2 separate regions of the Homo sapiens genome follow, and region 2 is linked to region 1. The links are chromatin loops, found by intact Hi-C in ENCODE. Cell type or tissue: Panc1. All regions are shown on one strand. Links, peaks and the distances in the headings refer to the core of each region. The heading gives the core; the rest is flanking DNA. Region 1 has its middle 150 kb from the start of FAM3C. Region 2 overlaps CPED1 (cadherin like and PC-esterase domain containing 1).

Region 1 (8,349 bases), core at 64-8,063:
TAACTTCAAGAAACTCCATAAGCAGTGCTACATAATCAAAAGGTTTTCATCCACTGACTCTGGAATCCACTGGACCAAACTTTCTCAGGGTTGAACTCTTGGGTCTTTACTTTAATCCAGCTTTATATATATATATTTTTTTTATTTTTCATATAGATGCCTGATCTCTAGGACTCTAAAACAACTGAGCTTTGCCTCTACCTTTCAATAGATGTGTTTATGGGAGGCCATTATTTTGGACTAGTTTCCTGTGTTAGGCCCTAGCAGACAAGACCAAATTATAATGGAGTTACTTGGGCTAAGTGCCACATAATCAAACTGAACTTTCCAACAGGTCAGTTTTCCAAAAAAAACCCCCAGCAGATTCTAGTACCTGAGTCAGCATAATAAGGATGCCTCCTCTGTTTGAACCCTATAAGGAAAGTAACGTTGAAAGGATGAGTCTGTTTTTTATTCTCTCTTTTTGTTTCCTTTGGCTCTTTTCATTCTATAAATCTAACCTCCTCCATTCAGTTCATTTGAACACTCACTCTATTTTATAGAATGAGGTGTTCCCTGATTCTAGAATTGAAAATAAAAGTCAATTATAAATTTAAACTAAATACATTGTAATTTTATTTTTTGATGGGTGATTTAATTAATTTTGAAGACATCATGTCATTAAGAGTCCTCGCAAGCATAGTTCTTTTACCCTGGTTCACCTCACTCAGGAGATTTATGGCCACCTTTGACTTGTGCAACAGTGAATGAAATTTATCTGTCTTGATCAAAAGGGAAAGAGGACTAACAATGTTGAACTTTTCCAGAGCCTCATGCTTTCAGAAAATAGTTGTGGTTAAGAAATCTCACCAACTTTTTGTTTTCAGAAATGCCTCACCGTTTTGTGTTCTGAAAAACAGCTTAAGGAAATGAATCACCCTTCTCCATGTGACTCACATAGCACTCACTGTCCATTCTTTCTTGTGACCCCCATCAGGCTTGTAAATGGCTTTCTTGTTTACCTGTGACAAGGCCAAACACACACTTTTCACCTTTGTTTGAACCTGCTGACAAAGCCAGGTATAAATTCCCCCTTCCCTTTGCCTCTACCCAATGTCCCATTATTCCTTTTTTTTTTTTTTTTTTGGAGATGGAGTCTCACTCTGTCATTCAGGCTGGAGTGCAGTGGCATAATCTCAGCTCACTGCAACCTCTGCCTCCCAGGTCCAAGCAATTCTCCTGCCTCAGCCTCCCTAGTAGCTGAGATTACAGGTGCACCCCACCACACCCAGCTAATTTTTGTAGTTTTAGTAGAGATGGGGTTTCACCATGTTGGCCAGGCTGGTCTTGAACTTCTGGACTCAAGTGACCTGCCCACCTCAGCCTCCCAAAGTGCTGGGATTACAAATTACAAACGTCTATTCTTTATCTCATGAATGATTAGCTAAGGTTACAACTGTTTGTTTTTGAACTAGCAAGACACAGAAATAAACATTTTCTGCCCACTTAAATAACAGAGACCTCTTCTGATTGCAAAACAATACAGCTGGGAATCCCCACACCTGCAATTTGTCTACTCTTTCCTGTAAATGCCTTAAGGCAAATCCACTCTGCAGAGACACTGTAATTTTCTGATCTGTGGGACTCTCCCTATGGCACTAGCTGGAATAATATCACCTTCTCAATTGTCTCATGCATTTTGTCTTCAACAGTACTGAGAATAATTCCCTGGGCGGCATCAGTGATTGGGTGCTAGTGAGAGTTGCATTCCCTTTTCTTTCTACTTTCCAGACAAGTAAAAGAAACAAAGCAATAAAGAACCATCAAACAAGACTTTGACAGATAATAATATATTCTGTGGATAATTTCTACTTCAGAGATAGGCAATTACACATTTTTAAAAGCAATTTTTACTGCTCAGTTACAGCAAGTTTGCCTATTTACAAAATAAATGCTGTTTTATTATTTTTAAACATGTCTTACTTACTGCATGCCTCTCCATTTTTAAGAAAACCCCAGTTACTCTGACTGAGCAGGAGAGTTTAGGAAAGGAAGGAAATCATATTGGCTGATCTTCCAATAAGTGACAGACTTGGGCTAGACATTTACATTTATTTGATCCTTTCAGCAACCTGGTGAGGTAGGCATTATCTCCATTTTAGAGATAAGGAACTGAGGCTTGGTGGTGTTAATATCTCACTCAGCATCACACACCTAGTAACTGATAGAGTTTTATGCTTTCCTAACATCTTACATGCCTTCAGTGATGATAATTCTTCAGAAATTAGTAAACATTCTGTGAATTTTTAATATTCTGTGAATTTTAGAACTCATTAAGACAAACACACATCTATGCCTTGTACTCGTATAAAACCTATTGAATGTTACAAATTATGTCTTATCGTTCCAAAATTTCAGATTTTTTTTCCCAGAAATCAAACTCAATGCTGTTTGGAAAATTTTTGCATAAACCAGCATTCAGATTAAGCAAAATAGAGAGATAAATGAAGAGTTGAATCAAAACAAAGTTGAAAACCAAAATAAAATTTTAATTATTTGGTACATTTAATCAGGAAGGATCTTCTTACAAGGCAGTTCTGTGCAAAACATCAATGAGTGCTAATAAATAAGGACATATGTGTGTCCCAAAAGATTTGTCTTCAAGGTATTGTGAAAAAAGTTCCTGGAGCCACCTATGAGAGAGAGTGCATCTGGTCTAATTGCAAACTTCAAGCAATTGTTAAACTTCTTATTGCCTTCTTGAACACCTCTCTGGACTCACCTGTGTAGGTCTGTCTCTGTCCTCCTCCGGGCTGTCTGTGAGTTTCAGTTCTACCCTTCTACCCATACTAAGGGAGAGTCCACTCCAGCCTTGTGGACGTCTAGTTGCATATTCACTTTATCCATAACCTTGACATCTTCGTGAAATAATAAGTGGGTAGGGAAAAAAATTTCTCCTATACACTAGTGGAAATTGTATACTAAAAAATTTCAGCTATTTAACAGAGGGCCAGGAGTTTGGAAATTAGAAGCTGTTTCCCAACATCAGCAAAATAAAGGATTCCACTTTATTTATTTGAAGCCACAATTATCCAACCCACTTCAACGGTTGCTTCATATAATGAGTCTTAGAGTCAGAAAAACTATAATTTAATGACCCCTGATTATGTAGGCTGAAAACTTGGATTCAATGTGGTAATTAGATAAGGCATGTTTGTTTATCTGACATTAGATAAGGCATTTTACCTTCCATCAGCCACAATTTCTAATTTTCCTGCAGATGTTTACACATGTTTTGGGGAAAAAGCTTTTATGGTACTACAGATGCAGCCATTGCAGCTTGGCAGAATGCTACAGGAGCAGAATAATCATCAGAGATGTTCCTAAGCAAAGAAGGAAAACCAGTTCTGAAAAAATGGCAATGATTAAATAAGGTAAAAAGTACACTATTTCCAATGGAATTATGTGATTTTTAAAAAAACTTTGAGAGATGTGAATTTGTCTATGTATAAATAGGTAGACAAAATTGTTCACAAGTAATTTTAAATATTTTTTTCTTTCAGAAATGAAATATTCTTCAATTTAAGGAAATTCTGACGTTTCAGTACGCTAGTGTGTGATGTTCAGCTATTATAGATGCTCCTAGCGCCATCTGGTGAGATATACAAGCAATAGCATCAATATTTGACTCATGCTTTGTAAACCCAGGAGACACTTACTCTGCAGAAAATAGGCAGTAGAACAACCTCCACTTATTACACTATGAAGTTTGTCCTCAGATACTAAGAAAAATCACTGTGTAACCTTGATGTGCATGTAACATCATTTTAATAATGCAGATATGGATCTCACTGAACATTTTAATTGTACCTTTATCCTTGAAATGTTTATCAACCTCTGGTGCCATTTTCTCTTCAAATAAATTTTGCATACATTTCCAACTGAAGTTAATGGAAAGTTAGAATATACATTTGAGATTACAAGTTAACCTAAAATTCATGTTGTAACATGCAAATTAGAAGAAAAATCATTTTGCTTAATTCTTTAGGACTATTTGACATTTCAATTGGAGGTGCAGTAATTTCTTATCGAAAACAAAAGAATAGATGTTTTCTTTTGGAAAACAGACTTGATATGTGTACATGATATTTCTATTAGAGGAAAAGAATATTGAAGAAGAGGATGAAGTTGGCTTTGAATAAGTTGAAAAACATCAGGGTTAGAGGTGCTGAATGTAAAAACATTTAGTGTTTTGACTTCTAATATCACAGACACCTTTTCTCCAAGAGTTACTGGTATAAAATATGTAAATTTACCTCAGACAAAAATATACAGAAGTGTAAAATGCCTTCAATTCCTCCTTACATAAGCTCTATCTGTTGTAAACCAAGTTCAGCATATGTGTAATCAAGAGCTTCTGGAACAGCAGGGAATCACCTGAGCATTGGGAATCTTCAATTTGTTCCATCTCTCAGACAGGTTGCTGAGTGCAGTGCCATCTTATGCATGTAGGCATTTGTTGGTGGTTTGCTGTTTTAGCACAAATGACAGTATAGATACGATTTGCATAGCAAGCTTAAATAGTTAATGATCAAGAAATATGACAAGACTTTATCTGATAAACATTTACTCTTATTTTTCTGACAGAGTAATGTTGATAAACACCAAAAAGCTCTTTCCACAAATACCACAGTAGAATTCACAATCAGAACCAACTACAAAATTTGCAGTGGTGTGCTCAATGCACCATGAAAATGCAAGCCCCTTTGTTCAAAAATTTTAAGGAATTTCAAGATGGCAACAAAAGAATCTTAAATCAAATGCAGGGCCCTTCTGAGCACAGTGGCCCCATATGACTGCACAGGTGGCACAGCCATGAACTCATTGACGTAGGCCAATATTTTATTTTGCACTTGTGGAAAGGTAAACTGAGGCACATTAAAGCATTAAAAACTCTATTAAAGACTTTATTTGAGCATTTAGTGATCCATGGATCTGGGTACTTCCAGACTGCAAGTGGTTTGGGGACTCCAATAAAGGCAAAGGTACTTTTATAAGGTGAATGAGGGAGCAAGGCAAAGGAAACATTTGGGGAGAGGTAGCCTCGCTCAACTCATTCCCCTGGAAAGTCCTAGCTAGAGGTTAGTTGGTGATTTCTGGGTTAGTTAAAGTTTTATTTTACCGTTTATACTGAATTGGGTTTGAGTTTGCTTACACAGGAACCCAAGGTGCTAGAATCACCTCAGCCCAATGACCTCCTAATTAAATTTTTTTAAACACTCTTATGGCCGGGTGCAGTGGCTCATGCCTGTAATTCCAACACTTTGGGAGGTCGCCTGAGGTCAGGAGATTGAGACCAGCCTGACCAACATGGCAAAACCCCGTCTCTACTAAAAATACAAAAACTGGCTGGGCATGGTGTCAGGTGCCTGTAATCCCAGCTACTTGGGAGGTTGAGACAGGAGAATCACTTGAACCTGGGAGGTAGAGGTTGCAGTGAGCTGAGATGGTGCCACTGCACTCCAGCCTGGGTGACAGAGTGAGACTCCATCTCAAAAACAAACAAACAAACAAACAAACAAACAAACACACTCTTATTTAGTGTTTATTGAGCAAAGCCATTACATGTATGTATATTATCAGTTATAAATATTACCTCAATATATAAAGATTAAAACAGATCTCTGCTACAATTTCTGATTACCTCATTAAAAAAAAAGGATGAACAAATTGGTAGGCTCAGCCTTTTCACAGCTTCCTGAAATCATACTCATATGCAGTGGATACTACTGGGTGCATAGAGGCAAATTCACTGTTGCGGGTAATGAAGCTAAAAGTTTGGAGCCAGAACAAGGCTCTGGGAAGTGCTCTGGCAATTAAAACACATTTCATATGTCTGCAAAAGTAAGATTTTTTTTTTTTGACATGGACTTTCACTCTTGCTGCCCAGGCTGGAGTGCAGTGGTGCAATCTCGGCTCACTGCAACCTCTACCTCCTGCGTTCCAGTGATTCTCCTGACTTAGCCTCCCAAGTACCTGGGCTTACAGGCACCCGCCACCATGCCGCTCTAATTTTATATTTTTAGTAGAGATGGGGTTTCACCATGTTGGCCAGGCTGGTCTTGAACTCCTGACCTCGAGTGATCCACCTGCCTCAGCCTCCCAAAGTGTTGGGATTACAGGTGTGAGCCATTGTGCCTGGCCAAAAGTAAGATTTTTAACTGCAATCTATTATAAACCTTGGTTCTGTCCACTCTGACTTCCCCTTTGTCCCTCTTATCCTGTGTCAGGTGCAATTGGAGTGGCCATGGGTATTTCTAAGATCTAGTTGAGGGGAAATTGAGTTCATCCGGACTTAGAGGAATATGTTTTTGTGGTTTGTAGTTACTTCTGTGTATAGTTATTGCCAGCCATCCTGGGGTACTCCTACACTCACTATGCTGACACAAAGTTGCTTGGCCAGGATTCATATCATGAAGAGCATATGTCCTCCACCTCCAGCACCAGAAAGCGGTGGGTAGTGGAGAAGCAGCAAGGTTCACCATGCACAGAGTCATAAATTCATCTGTGGCAAAGCATGTAGAAATGTGCCAGAAAAAATAACATATTTATTGTCCCTTTTTTGATAGTTTTTTTCCAAATGTGTTGTGTATTATAATTTCCTTTCATGTTTTAAATAAAAATTGATTTATACATCTAAATTCATATTTGTAAATTATATACATTTCAGACCACTTAAAACCTGGATCTGTCCCACTGAAGGCTGAGAAATGAAAGCAGAGAAAGACTGAAGGTCTGGCCTAGATTTCATTCAGATGGGGATTATAGTCCGGTTCAGATAAAAATCAAGTATAGCTGAGCTGGAAGAGAAATTATTGTAGTAAGAATGTAGTGATTTATTATTAACATCCCTCAACCCTCCATTTGTAGGTTTAGTTTTAAATGTAAGATTTCAGGAAAAGGGAGAGCTTTGACTTTCACAAGCCCCAGCTTCTCCCCTCTGTGCGACCTCTGGCTGGGCTTCCCCCACCCAGGCCCCCTTCCCTGCATGGACTCCTTTCTTTCCAAGATCCACTCAGCACCTCCTTCCTCTCTCTCAGTACTCCTTAGTCTATCTTTGTTTCTCTCCACAACTCTTCTCAACCATATCACCCACTGTTTTCTCACCTGGGTGACGTTCCCAGCTCTCAACTTTGCCAATTTCTATTTCTTTTCAAAATTGATCTGCTCCACTAGCCCTTTTCTTCAGGTGCTAAGTTTGATAGATAGCTAGTAAATAAAAAAATAAAAACTGAAATAATCAGTTAAATAGGTTTTAATTAGTATCATCAACTTTCTTCTTGTGTACTTTTAAAAAATTGACTTTATTTTATAGAATAGTTTAGATTTGAAAAGATGGTACAAAGAGTTCCCATATACTTTGCACCAGTTTCCCAAATTGTTAACACTTTACATTAGTATATTTGTTACAATTAATGAGCCAATATTTACATATTGTCTAAAGTTCCTACTTTATTCATGTTTCCTTACTTTTTATCTGATGTCTTATTTCTCTCCAAGGATCCATCTAAAGTACTATATTACCTTAAGTCGTCATTTCCCCTTTGGCTTTTTTTAGTTGTAATGACTTTTTGGACTTTTCTTGTTTTTGATCATTTTCACAATTTTTCAAAAGTACTGGCCAGGTATTTTTGTAGGATGTTTTTCTATTGGAGTTTGTCTGATGATTTCCTCATAATTAGATGTGGAGATTATGAGTATTGGAAGGAAAATAACAGAGGTAAACTGTCGTTGTTACCACATCACAGCAAGGAGATATACATATAAGGGTACATGCATACTATTAATATGATTTATTACTATTGATGTTGACCTTGATCACCTGGCTAAGGCAGTGTTTGTCAGGTTTCTTCATTGTGAGGTTTTGTGCTTTTCCCCCTTTGTATAACTATAGTCTTTGCAAGGAAAAAACTATGCATTGCCCACACTTAAGGAGTGGGGAGTTATGCCACCTCCTAGAGGGTGGAGTATCAATGGAAATAATTTGGAATCTTCTGCATGGGAGATTTGTCTCTTCTCCTCATTTATTAATTTATTCAATCATTTATTTATATCAAAATAGATTCTCTGATATTTATTTTTATTTGTTTTATACTTTAGGTATCTAATACCTTTTTTTTTTGAGACACAGTCTTGCTCTGTTGCCCAGACTGGAGTGCAGTGACATGATCTTGGCTCACTGCAGCCTCTACCTCCTGGGCTCATGTGATCCTCCTGCCTCAGCCTCCAAAGTAGCTGGGACTACAGGCATGCACCACCACATCCAGCTAATTTTTTTAGTTTTTGTAGAGACAGAGTTTTGTCATGTTG
Region 2 (8,349 bases), core at 325-8,324, 420 kb before region 1:
AAGTGCATGGGTGAAATTGTTCAGGTTCTGGTGGCATTTGAATGGAATTAACATCAAATAATTTCAGATTTGTCATTGTCTCATGAGATCATTGAGCATAGTTCTGTCATTCTGCACTGAGACTCACAGAACTCATGTAATTTGACCAAGGAAATACAATTAGAGTAACAAATTGCAGTGTAACCGGACACTCAAAAAAGTGGTTCACTTAGTTAGTCTAAGTGAGTTAGTTACAAGAACTGATAAAAGTTGTGCCTTCTTTTGGAGACTTTGAAAGTTTATGATTTTTTAAAAATTCATATGAAGCACTCGCGTGATTCTACTTTAATTTCTAGCATATGTAGTTTGCTTGCCACTATACTGAATGAATTAAAAAGAAGAAATCACACTCATCTGGATTTTTTTTTTTTTTTTTTTGAGACAGAGTCTCGCTCTGTCACCCAGGCTGCAGTGCATTGGTGTGATCTCGGATCACTACAGCATCTGCCTCCCTGGTTCAAGTGATTCTCCTGCCTCAGCCTCCCAAGTAGCTGGGATTACAGATGTGTGCCACCATTCCCAGCTAATTTTTGTATTTTTAGTAGAGATGGGGTTTCATCATGTTGGCCAGGCTGGTCTCGAACTCCTGATCTCAGGTGATCCACCCGCCTTGGCCTCCCAAAGTGCTGGGATTATAGGCGTGAGCCACCATGCCCGGCTGTCTTGTTTTAATTAATAGAAAATAAAAGGAGCTGACATGTACTGAATACAGATGTGCTGGGTGGTGGAATTCCTTATGTACATTCTGTCATTTAATCTCAAGGATACCTCTATAAAGTAGGCACTGTTATTAATCCCACAAAGTCTCACAACTTTGGCACAAAACCAAAGTTGAACCTGGACCTTTTTACCTCTAGAGTCTGTAGAGGTAATACCTATGTACTATGCAACTTGTCTCCCAAAGCACAGAACACAGGGCTTTCTAAAGGCTACAGTTCTCTAAAAGTTGAATTGAATGGCATCCCATATTTAAATGCTCACTGCTACATTAAGAAATTAAGAAATAATCATTTTCATTTTAGAGAAGTAAGTGCAACCCTAAGACATTAATTTGCTAATTATTCTTCCTCATGGAGATAAAATCTTATAATTTATCTTATCTCATATGCTACATAGACATTTCCAACTTTCATATATTATTAACCTTAACCTCTGTGATATTCAGGTAACATTGAAATAGAAAAATGCAACAATGTCACACACAAACCTTTCTACATAATATGGTGAAAGGAATGAAATATAATGAGTTACTTTTACTTGGAAAAACATAATGTTACTCTGCTTTGAATCAAGGGTGTTAACATTTTTAGTGTTAGCAATAATTTGTTTTCTTTCAATCATACAATTATTACATTTATTTTCCTTAGTAAAATGGAAGAACATCCCAATTGCCAAATACTAATGACGCATTCTTAGGGTCTCTATGTGTAATCTTATTAGGTTTCTGTTTTCAACTGGAAAGTTTATGAAGCCAGTATTTGTTTATCTTGGGGGAATTTTGCTTATGCATTGAGAAGACACATTTACCGTTTTTCCACAGGCAATCCAGGCCAATATTTGTCCTTCTTTATCATAGCAACAAAAGTTTTTCACTTTGCAATCCTGTGTAGTCTGGATAGATTTAGTCTGTTTTTCCAAAAAACATTAATAGAATACCTGCTGCATGTTTTTTCAAAAAATATTTTTTGTTCTTCATCTTTAAAAGAGTATGTTTATCCAGAGAAAGTTTATGAATCAATATGAGATTTGTTTTATATTTTTAAAAAATATTCACTTGAACTTTGATATGAAGCATCCTCAAGAGGTAGTTTTGTTTTTGTCATTTTAATATTTAAGCAAATAAAAACAGCTATTTGTGATACTAACAATTGTGTTTTTAAGATGACACAATTGAGCTTCATTCCCCCTTTTTTGTAATACTGCCCTATCACATGAAATAATTAAGAATTAAAACATTAACAGGACACTGGGATTCTCTCAGAGTCTTCTCTGGTTGGCTAGATCTGGCACAGAATAATGGCATGAGGAAGAAGCAACTTTGATATATTTATTTTTGTTCTAATATGCCCCCAAAATTGATAATAATAAAAAACTAACATTTGAATTTCATACTTTAACATGACTTTCAAATACATTTTCTTCTAATTTGGCTTCACATCTCTCTTGTTGGTAGATATTAATCCCAATTTAAAGAGGACACAAAGATTCTGAGCAGTGGGTGGCAAGCCCAGCTCACCTAGTTAGTAGAGTTACAAATGAAACTTTGGAGTTCTGATGACAAGACTTGCATTTTCCACGATTAGATGCTGTGAAATGAGGAAAATAAATGGAGTAGGCATTTCTAAAGAAATTTAAATTACAAGACATTTAAACCTTTCTCTTTCAATATACCTGTATCTTAGATTACCAAACTTACTGATTAGGTGAGGGTGGGGTTTGGGTGTGACAAGTAGAGATAACCTAGAACAATCCTTCAAATTGGTCACCTTGAAAATGATAGACAAACTGAGGCTATTGTTTTAACACGTGAATCCTTTACTTTGTTCACAGCTGCAAACATTTTTTGAGACATTCCTGAGAGCCAGTTCACCTCAACAGGCTTTTGACATTATGAAGGAAGCAATTGGCAAACTACTGCTAGCGGCTGAAGTATTCAGTGAAACATCTACTCTGGGACCAAAGACCTTCCATAGGTAAAAAACAAATTTTAATTTAAAAAAAAAAGAAAAGAAAGAAAGCAACCTATCTTTTAAAAATTGTTGGTGGAAATGTATCTTAATTATCATAAGTAGGTGGTACTTGGAAAATTTTATGTCAATATACAAACATGATCTTCTAAACATATGTGGCCATATTTATAGATCCTAAAACTTTAGAACGTGTGGCAGACTCAGTAGTATCTAAATAGTGGTAACAAGAAGTAAAGTGCGCATTTTCAAAGTTAATCTTTTAATTGCAGCCGCCTTTTCAAGTGCAACTGTTTCTATCATAGATACTTGGCATTGACTAGGTATAATTTTACTTATACATAATAAATTTCATTCTCAAATATCCCACTGATTTCATAATGCAGAGGAGAAAATGAAGAACTTTATTAAGAAAATTCAATAACTCCTATTCCCATATCTGTTTACTTGACTATAACTTATTGCCTTTGTTCTAAGGAAATGTTAAATCTCGTACGTCAAAAAGTGGGGGAAGCACATCAATTTAAACCTTATCATAATTTATATGTGAATAGGTACCTAGCATGTAGGAGTAGGAGAGTTTTCTTCTTCGTATTTAGGTTTCCATGGATTAACTTTATTGCTTAGTTTAATGTGTTATGAATATTTAGGTATATTTTTATTTTCTATAAGAAATAAAACAGAATCCAAATCCAAAAATTTATCACATGTAATTTTACATTATCCAAGCCACTGCTCTTTTTAATTAGTAGATATATTGAAAATTAACAATAGTGATTATTAATATGACACCAAATAAGAGTAAATGTAGCAAGAGAATATAGTTTTTATTATTATTATTTTACTTTAAGTTCTGGGATATATGTGCAGAATGTACAGGTTTGTCACATAGGTATACATATGCCATGGTGGTTTGCTGCACCTATCAATCCATCATCTAGGTTTTAAGCCCTGCATGCGTTAGGTATTTGTCCTAATGCTTTCCCTCTCCTTGCCCCCCAACCCCCAACAGGCCCCAGTGTGTGATGTTCCCCTCCCTGTGTCCATGTGTTCTCATTGTTCAATTACCATTTATGAGTGAGAACATGCAACGTTTGGTTTTCTGTTCCTGGGTTAGTTTGCTGAGAATGATGGTTTCCAGCTTCATCTATGTCCCTGCAAAGTACTTGAACTCATCCTTTTTTTATGGCTGCATAGTATTCCATGGTGTGTATGTGCCACATTTTCTTTATCCAGTCTATCATTAATGGGCATTTGGGTTGGTTCCAAGTTTTGCTGTTATAAATAGTGCATTAATAAACATCCATGTGCATGTATCTTTACTTTTATGGTACCTTGTGTTTTCATTTTAGATGCAGATTCTGCTTTCAACTTCTAACTTTTGATATTGGTTATGGCAGTTTCATGTACCCTGTAGTGCTCCAGGTCAGTATGCCAAAGGCCTCATGTGAGCTTCTACCTTGTGGTGAGAGATCAGTGTGTGTGTGTTGTTGTTGTTGTTTTCATTCATAGTAACCAATCAATAAATAGCAATTTGCAAAAGTACTGTAGGCTTATATTCACTGTGGTTCAGACAATTAACTAGTATGTGGAGAATCTATGAGTCCAATCCTGCCTATGTGTCTCTGTAAAATAAACATGAATTTTTCTATGGTTCAAGTACTATTTGTGAAATAAATGTGGTATGAAGTCAAGTATGCATTAAAGGAAAAAAGAGGATGTGTAGATAATAGAAAGTAACAGATTATCTGGCGTATTCACATGAGGGTATAAAAAGATAACTTTTATTTTTTACATATACATATTTAGTTTAAAATTGGTTTATATTTAGTTTAAAAAAACCATGGGAATTTTTGAATTTTTTTTTCTGATATAGATATGTGTAGAGTGAAGTGTTTTTGCCCATTTTGATTCTTTTCCTTCCTCTCAAATTAAATATACTCATTCATATTATCTCCCCCAACATATTTTGTTTTTCCTCTAACATAGCCCTTAGAGGCAAAAACATAAAAAATAATTTATTAAATTAGTCTATAGAAAGTTCTACCTTGGAATACAGGGTGGGAAAAAAGGAAGAAGGGGAAAATAAAATTATGTATAACTAGAATATAGCTTTGTATAACATTTCTGTGTCCTCAAACTATTATTCCGGTAAGCCAATTACATTATAGATGGCTCATACATTTGGTTAAATAATTCCAAGATTTCTCCATAAAAATTTAAAACTTAATTAACTGACACTTTTAAATACTCATTTTTTCATTGTTTTGCATGCATACCTAATAGTTTGTATTATGCTTTTTAAAATCTGTTGTTCAGAAAGAAATGTTATGTATTATCTTCCATGAAAGCATATTCTTCAGCTATAAAGGGTATCGAGATAAACTAATGTGACTTTATATTAGTTAATTTTCTTATACTGTACATTAAATAATTGTATCTTTAAATTGTATCTTTAAAAAAAATTACTCACATTTATAAAACTGTTGACTTCCAAAAAGACCACTAGATGTCAGTTCTGATCTATAATCCAACAGGAAATAAATCATGTCTTAGAAGTAATTCCATTGTCTTAAAAGTAAATCGATGAAAAATATTTGCTGTGCTTTTGTTCTTTCAAAGGTACACGAGCATTTAAATTTTCAAGATTATGATAATATGGATTTTGAGGACCAAAATACAGAAGAATTCCTTTTAAATGACACTTTCAATTTTCTCTTCCCTAATGAATCATCACTTTCCATATTTTCTGAGATATTTCAGAGACTTTATAGATCAGATGTTTTCAAGGTAAGTGCATATTTGTGTACTGATAAATATTTTTTCAAGTCATTCCTTAGAAGGTGTCATTCTCCTTATTCTGCAATTCAGCAACTTGATAATTCACTTCAAATTAATTGGTATCTATTATATCACACTTCTTAATTTTTTCTGACCTCTGGACTAAGATTATTTTTATGTCAACTAAGTATGTAAGTGACTGATTATGATAAAATTATGGGTTGAAAATTAAGTATAGTGTTCATAATTTCTTATTTTTTCTTTTTGTTTTTCTTTTTTTCTTTTTCTTTCTTTTTTTTTTTTTTGAGACAGAGTCTCGCTCTGTCACCCAGGCAGGAGTGCAGTGGCACGATCTTGACTCACTGCAACCTCCGCCTCCTGGGTTCAAGAGATTCTCTTGCCTCAGCCTCCCAAGTAGCTGGGACTACAGGCATGCACCACCAAACCCAGCTAATTTTTGTATTTTTAGTAGAAACGGGGTTTCATCATGTTGGCCAGGCTGGTCTTGAACTCCTGACCTCGTGATCCGCCTGCCTCGGCCTCCCAAAGTGCTGGGATTACGAAATGTTTGTGGATATTATGAATAATATGTATTGTATGCTACAGAATACTTTTTTATTTTTTAATTTTTTCTTTCATCTTATAAGTTCAGAGGGTACATGTGCAGGTTCATTACATGTATTATAGTATACTTTAAAAGAAATGTTAGAACTCTTTGGAGGCAGTCTAGAATAGCAGTGAGTGCTCCAGATTGACGTCAGAGGACTTGAATTATAATGCTATTTTTTTTTAAGCATTCACATCTATTGTCATGTTTGGGCAAATGCCAATGAATAGAGCAGAGTGCTTCAAAATAACATGGATTGATTTTTATAACACGTTAGCATCTCCCCAACCTCACTACCAAAGCATCATTGAGCTATTTTATCCAGGTCCTCCCTGTCAGATATGAAGCTTTCTTATATTCAGACACCACTGTGACAAGTTGAAGTTGCTATGTATTATTTAACATTAATTAGCTCAGTTGTTTATAGAACTCAAAATCTGATTGGTTGATGAAATGGGAGGTAATTGGGTTGAACATGGTTTGACTTTTTAACAATTGCTTAAGTTCTTTCCCCCTACCAATACAGGGTGAAAACTATCAAAAGGAACTAAATCAGTGTCTGTCCTTAGAAGAAATTAACTCAATTATGACTTTCATAAAGGAACTTGGAAGTCTGGGACAATTCCAACTGGTAAAGCAAAAGTGACATTTGATTCTTTCTTGGTGACTGGGATTAGAGTAGATCACTGTAAGCTACCTGATTTTGACATCAAACTAGATTAAGTATTTCTTTAAGAAATAGAAATCTTTATAAGCTACTTTGCTCTTTCAGAGATCTAAGTAGCAAAATGAGCAAGATTTATATGCATAACTTTAAGAGTTTGCAAACAATATGTGACTTATTAAAGGTAAAAGAACATGGGATTAGCATAGCTGCCAGAATTTGACAGTTTTCAAGGGGAAAATGCCAACATTTTTCTGAAGAAGTTTTACTTTTAGCTTCAGAACATTTACATGCAACCAAAAGTTATTTCTGCTTATTATCCCCTTGTTATTTCTGCTTATTATACCCTTTTTGTTTTTGTAAAATCATATAGAGTTGAAAATAATATTTTAGAAGACTGCCTAAACCTTAATTTCTTATAACTCTATATCAAACTTCAAAGAAAGAAAATGTAAATAATTATAACTTTTACTGGCTTATATCTTTTAAAAAAGGCATTCATTTTATCTTCTATGTATTTTGTTAATTCCTTGGTTAGTATCAAAGGATAATTTATTGAGTGTGAAATGCATGTTTAATACTTGTTTTCTTTCCAGTTCTGATACTTATATAGACTGAAATGAATTTGTATTTTTCCACCTAAGATTTGTTCATATGAAATATCTTTTTGAAATAGCATTCTTAATCATTAATCATTTATTATTACCCTGATGTTTCACTCAAGTATTTATCTTACTTGTAAAAAGTATATGTGTGTGTGTATATATGTATATATATATATATATATATATACGTATATATATATATATATATATACGTATATATATATATACATACATACACTACTTGTATGAGTTTAATCAACTTACTAAGTTAATTAATGAGTGTTTGATACTCCTTTTTCTAATTTGGTCCCAAATTTTGGAGGATTCAGAGTAAGCTAATTTCCCCAAAGATAATTGAGTTGGCACAATATCATTTTAACTATTTTAAACGTATAAGTATTACATTCACAACAGTTTGACTAAATACTATAAAAAGATAATAAAAGGGATCTGCCTTGCTCTTCAGGAATTTATAACTTTAGATACTGTTACTATGGAGAACATTTCTCATCATAACTTGAGGAAGAACTAAATAATTATTTTGCAAGAGAAAGAGAAAATTCCAATTTCCTGGTTCTCACAGTAGAAAGGAGATAACCACAGATTTTTATTTGCGGGGGAAAGAGGGGAAGATTAATATTTCTCACTCTGACATAATTCATTTGTAACCCAAGAGGCTCTCTCATTCTTCCTGCTGCCTAACTCTGTTATTCATGTGTCTTCTGGTATCTGTAACAGGAAAGAGAAATCCGCTTATATTCAATGAAAAGAAAAAAAAAAACTCACCCTATTTGGAAATATGATCATCAACAAAATTAGTTTCTTATAAAAAGTGGCATTTACATCAACAACTTTGCAGAAAACTAATTTATGGTACTGACCAATGGATTTTTAACAAATATCTGACTTTTTAAATAAATGACTAAGTATAAGGCTGTTCATAGTAATACTACATTATAATTTGTT

Evidence for each region. Hi-C counts contacts between places; a loop is a spot of excess contacts. Peaks named below come from ENCODE experiments on the same cell type or tissue, not always from the same donor. Only the 100,000 strongest peaks of a DNase experiment are listed, where the experiment ranks them.
Region 2: it touches region 1 in a loop (6-fold over the local background); 29 of 110 quality-filtered maps call a loop at or near these places.

What each region holds. Positions count from the first base shown.
Region 1 is chr7:121,544,064-121,552,412 of GRCh38, forward strand. No RefSeq gene overlaps it. Among named protein-coding and RNA genes, the nearest start is that of FAM3C, 150 kb to the left of the region's middle. RefSeq lists an enhancer at 240-1,439. In Panc1, for the core only: CTCF peaks have their summits at 3,663 (motif pointing left) and 3,862; DNase peaks (open chromatin) are centred at 868 and 3,598; H3K27ac peaks cover 2,547 bases.
Region 2 is chr7:121,121,742-121,130,090 of GRCh38, forward strand. CPED1 (cadherin like and PC-esterase domain containing 1) reads left to right here. Exons shown (of 23, transcript NM_024913.5): 8 at 2,590-2,732; 9 at 4,079-4,151; 10 at 5,349-5,516; 11 at 6,641-6,745. Among named protein-coding and RNA genes, the nearest start is that of CPED1, 140 kb to the left of the region's middle. In Panc1, for the core only: a CTCF peak has its summit at 5,299; a DNase peak (open chromatin) is centred at 5,350.